Linked DNA regions of Homo sapiens: region 2 is linked to region 1. The links are chromatin contacts, found by Hi-C or POLR2A ChIA-PET in ENCODE. All regions are on one chromosome and are shown on one strand. Each heading gives the region's core, a stretch centred on a gene start or an enhancer-like site at or near the end of the contact. The rest is flanking DNA. Distances are from core to core; before and after follow the strand shown. Region 1 overlaps ARK2N (arkadia (RNF111) N-terminal like PKA signaling regulator 2N). Region 2 holds the start of ME2 (malic enzyme 2).

Region 1 (2,583 bases), core at 45-2,544:
TGGGACTACAGGCGCCCGCCACCACGCCCGGCTAATTTTTTTTTGTATTTTTAGTAGAGACGCGGTTTCACTGTGTTAGTCAGAATGGTCTCGATCTCCTGACCTCGTGATCCACCCGCCTCGGCCTCCCAAAGTGCTGGGATTACAGGCTTGAGCCACCACGCCCGGCCTTGCATTCTTTCTCCGTAGTGGCTACTTCGCTTTTCTGCACCTGCCCACACCTACTCTCTGCAGATGGCCTTGCCACATTCTTCAAAATCCAGATTACCTCAGCTTTCTGCTGTCAAACCTATTCTCTGCCCTTTTGGAATATGAACAGGTCTCTCTCATTGTTAAAAACTATGTATATACACATACATACAAACACCCTTCCCTCAAGCCCATATTCCTTACTCAGTACCATCCTATCTCCTTTTCCTCCATAGCCAAACTTCTTAAACTGTGTTTGCTCTTCCTTCCCTTTCATTATTCTTCAGATTGCTTTGCTATATTGGCTTTCTCCCAGGCTGGAGTGCAGTGGTGCAATCATGGCACACTGCAGCCTTGACTCCCTGGGCTCAAGCAATCCTCCTGTCTCAGTTTCCCGAGTTGCTGAGTCTGTAGTTGCACACCACCACGTCTAATTCCCCGCCCCCCTCGCCCCACCCCATCTCTTAATTATTTATGTTCATCAATACTTGGGTTGTGTTTTCTAGACCACTTTTACTCTTCAGGATGATCTTTATTCTCTCATCTATTGCTGAGGATTTAACAAGTCTGTATTTCCTCTTTAGACCTCTGACCTGAGCTTTAGAACAGTACCGATTGTACCATTGACTGTCATCTGCTTACTCCGTGATAGTTTCACTCATTTATGAAACATTCCTGGCACCTGTCTTAGTCTGTCTCTGCTTGCAAGTCCTGCTATCATGAACACTCATTATTTATGTGAAAAGTTATGTGAACTGCTTATTGGACATATTAAAGGCACATAATCATCATGCCCTGAGCAACCACCCTCAGCTTTTATTAGTGCACTGAATGGCACTGTAACTCTATCCATTTACCTAAGTCAGAAACCTAAGCATCATTTTTGACTTTCTATGTTCTTTCATTTGCCTAATTCCCAACATTACTAACCCTCCATTCGTACACACACACACACACACACACACAGTATTTTCCATTGTTTTTTTTTCCTAGTTCAGCCACAGTCATTTCTCACCCAGGAAGCTGCAGCAGTCTAACTGGTTTTGTTGCCTCCAGTATTTCCTGTCCTGCTTGCTATCAGTTTCATTTCTATACTCTGAAAGGAAATTCTTTAAAATGCAAAACCAGATGACGTCACCCCTCTGCTTACCCTCTGCTTAAATGGTTCAGTGGCTTCCTACTTCTCAAAGCTAAGTCCAGACAGCTTACCATGATCTGACCTGCTGACTTTGGTAGCCTTGTTTCTTATTACTCTTTTGACTGTTACCCCCAAATCTCACCAAACTTTTATACCTTAAAGGACAACAGAATGTTCTGTATGCCACTTCCCCTCATCTGTGCCTACTCTTCCTTGAGAACCCAGCTTCCCTGATTACCCTCAAGTCTGGTGAATGTTCCCTATCAGAGCAGTTTTCAAGCCATGGTGCAATAGACTGCTTTTTATTATCTCTGCATATATCGCAGGTTCATTGAGGGTAGAGACTATGCCTGCCTTGTTCCCCATAGTATTTCTAGCACTTAGCACAGTGCATAGCATGTCGCAAGTATTTATTGTAGGTACAAACAAATAAAGTAAACAGTAAAGACTGTTTGAATTATTGAATATGGAAAAGTTGAAGGCTATAAAGAAGAGAGTCTGTGATTTTGTATTCTTCCTTAGCAGTACAGTTGGAACAGTGTGCATGAGGATAGGAATAACTAAAACATTGAAGTAGAACTTGGATGAAGACTTGGCCACAAGCAAGGTATTGGGGATCAGAGCAAGAATCTAGGTTTACGAAAGCAAGACTTAACCAATTCCATTTAAGCAGCCTCCCTAGATTTAATAAAACAGAGTTTTATCTGGTGAATGCCACCTTTTGTATGCTTATAGGGTCCAGATATGTGCCCACTGCTAGTGCCACATAATCTGGATTACAAACCCACGCAAACTGTGATATATAATCTCAATCACTGGTTTATCTAGGAGCCATTCTAAGCATTAAAAATTTTTCACATATATGCATCATTTTCAGTCGAAGAATAAAAGGTAAAAATAGTACTAAAGAATTATGAAAAAGACCCACAATCATATTCAAACTTGATTATTTTTCACAGCTTTACTCAGAATCTACATATTTTTATAGTGTTATGTGTAATACTTTATATGTTAGTATACATTTTTCCAAGTTGCTACATAGCACTGTAATGAATATCTTTGGATATAACATTTTGCTTATTTAAAGGCTAAGGAGTAAATTATTAGGGATGGGTTTACAGGGTCAGAAGGTATAAAAATTGTAAGCCTTGGTTTGAGACTGTCTGTAGCTTCCAAAAGGTTTACACTCAAGGGTGACAGGAGTATGAAAGTACAGGATTTGGCCAGGTGCGGTGGCTTAAGCCTGTAATCCCAGC
Region 2 (2,583 bases), core at 23-2,522, 4.6 Mb after region 1:
TCTACCCCCCAACACCCCCACAACTGTCTTTCAAAGACAAAAGAATTTCACCTCTACTAATGAAGCATTTATGTAGAAAGACACTGGTAATGTTTAGTTTCCTTCATCCAACCTGCTGCATCTTGTAAGTTCCTGGCAAGCAGAGTTACTTTAGGTCATTCATATTTATAACCTCTCCTTGCCTGCGGTGGTTATTATAGCAACCACACCTATGGATTATCACCTAACTGGAGTTTCCTCCTCACAGGCCCCACCCTTCAATGTTCAGAGAGGGGCGATTGCCCCAGATTTTATTTAATTGTCAGAGTTTAGGAGGGAGCAATTCACTCTTCCCTACTTCCACTCCATCTTCTCAATCCTACATTTCCATCACTTTTAATTTTATTCTGCCTTGCCTCTTTTTTTATATTTTACATCTTATTTTTGAAATTGTCATTACCATGCCTTGTTTTAAGAGTACACAAGCTCATTATAGTAAAGAGTTTTGGGTGATAACATTTTCTGAAATAAGGGTGAAGAAATATCCTCCCATGTCACAACCGTTGGGAGGGCGGGGGTAGGGATGTTGGAAGGCACGGTCCCTGCGGCTTTCAAGGACAAGACAATTAAGTGTTCCGGTGCTTTTCTGAGGCAGAACATTGAGCATCTATTTATGGTGACTGTGACAGTGGAGGTGATTGGTAAATTCACCGCAGGCCAATAACCTTGCCAGCAGCCATGAGGAGTGGCAAAGAATTCTGCAGAAGAGCAAGTCCTAAGCACACAAAACAGCTCGGAAAGTGAAAGCGTCGCTGAAGTGCGGAAGCCTCGCATTTCCTGGGTCCTCTTCTTCCTTCCTTTGCCGTCTCCTGCCCTCCCGTTCTCCCCCTTCCTCTGTGGCTCAGGCAGGACAGACCCCAACTCCCAGCTTCCCTGGCCTCCGCGGGTTCGGAGACTGGGACCCCCGGGCCAGGAGTGCTGGGGGGCGCGGTCGGCCAGCCCCGGCTTCCTTCATGGAGCGGCGGAGCTCCACCTCCTCCTCCGCACTGCACTTCTCACATCCTCAGCATCGCGTCCACGAGGCCGCCCGCCCCGCCTCAGAACCGTAACCTCCAGGAGCTGGGTTGAGGAAGGCGCGGAGGACAGGAACCCCAGCGCCGGCAGCTAAGCCTCCAGACGGAGCCCGCCCCTCCGGCCGGTTCCTGCCTCCAATTGGCCCGCGAGCCCGTCCGTCTCCACCGTGGGCCACGCCTTCCGGGCCCCGCGGCTGGCCGGCTCCTCGCGCCCTCCCCTCTCTCGGCCGCTCTTCGGGCCGCCTCTGCGTGTGGGGCCGCCCGCGCCAGTGTGAGCCTGAGCTGACGGCGGCTCCGGGAGGCTCGCAGAAGGGGAGGGCCGGGCGGCGCGGGAGCTGAGCATCGCCAGGGCGGGCGGCAGGGCGCGGCCTCTCCGCCGGGTGTACCACCTGTCGCGGCGCGAGACCTCTGGTAAGGCCCGGCGCGGTGGGGCCCGGGCGGGGGTCCGGGAGAGGAGCGGGCGCCGGCCTCCCCTGGCCCGGCCCCGAGAGCCCAGCGCTGCCGCGCCTCCGGCCTCCGCGCGTGCGGCCCCCGCCGTTCCCGGCCTGGCGGTGGGGGCTGGGGGAAGGGAAGCGGTCTGCGGAGTCCGGGCTGAGGGCGAGGGACCGGCTACATCGCGGCGACCCAGGTTCCAGCGGCCGCGGCTCTACCCGGCGCGCGATTTCCAGGTTCCTCCGCCGGCTGGTGCCTGGGCGCCCCGCTCTCGCCCGGGAGCGAGGCCCTGGGCCTCCAAACGCCAGCATCTCTTTCTCGCTCTTTCTGCACCCCTCCACAAAAGGACTTCTGTGGCTGGAAACCCTTTGGCAAGCCTATCTCCTTTATTCAGTCGGGCCGAGTTAACGGCAGGAGTTAGGCTGTGTGTGTGGCTCCTCCCTTTAAAAAAAGACTTGCTGCGGGCTGGAGAGTTCTGAGATTGGACCGATTCCGTCTATTATTAAATGCCATCTGTGGACCGGGATTGGCAGGTGTTTCTTTCACGCTGGCGATAACTATCTCTGCATGTGGTGTTACCTAGGTGGTCCTAGGTTTCGACTTTCTTTTTTGGTTCCAGAGATAATTCTAGAAAATTTACGTTGCTTGTGGTGAGAAGCGTGATCAAATTAACACGTGCTTTCTTACAAAACGTTTTATCATCTTCTGTCTGTGGATTTACCTTCCTGATGCTTGTGGCTATCACCTCTAAGCAAAGAGGTTAATAGCATTGCTATTTCTGTTAGTGTTGCAGTTGATAACGATAACAATAGTAGCATGTATTAATTGCTAGTGACAGGCAGAGCGCTAGTTTCTACACGGATTATCTCAAAATAACCCTTTGAGGTTGATACTGTTACTGCCTCCACTTTACAAACCAGGAAACTAAGGTTTAGGTAGGTTAAGTAACTTGCCTAAGACCACAGTTTTAACGTGACAAAGCCTAGATTCAAACTCAAGTGGTCTAACTTCATAGCTGCATCCTCCACCCCCACTCCCTTAAACGTGTATACTCCTTAAGCATTGCTCATGTTGTTAAGCTAATTGCGATGTTGTACCC

The links. Hi-C counts contacts between places; a loop is a spot of excess contacts on that map. ChIA-PET counts read pairs that join two places held with the same protein, here RNA polymerase II (POLR2A). Pooled maps may share reads with other maps.
Region 2: a loop to region 1 is called in a pooled map, with 8 times the contacts of the local background. The contact joins the promoter of ME2 here to the enhancer-like site in region 1. A Hi-C loop is called at or near these places in 1 of 37 single-sample maps with no recorded cell type and 3 of 50 pooled maps. POLR2A ChIA-PET finds 5 or more read pairs at or near these places in 1 of 52 experiments (GM12878).

The regions. Positions count from the first base shown.
Region 1 is chr18:46,249,362-46,251,944 of GRCh38, forward strand. All of the region lies in intron 3 of ARK2N (arkadia (RNF111) N-terminal like PKA signaling regulator 2N), which reads left to right. Among named protein-coding and RNA genes, the nearest start is that of ARK2N, 77 kb to the left of the region's middle. RefSeq lists enhancers at 170-806, 807-1,442, 1,198-1,277, 1,328-1,387. Within about 2 kb of position 1,295, at least 17 of the 41 ENCODE cell types and tissues checked have a DNase peak (open chromatin) inside an H3K27ac peak, as active enhancers do; they include GM12878, where a contact is called at or near this core.
Region 2 is chr18:50,877,846-50,880,428 of GRCh38, forward strand. ME2 (malic enzyme 2) reads left to right here and starts at 1,273. Exons shown (of 16, transcript NM_002396.5): 1 at 1,273-1,463. RefSeq lists an enhancer at 1,062-1,563 and a silencer at 1,102-1,661.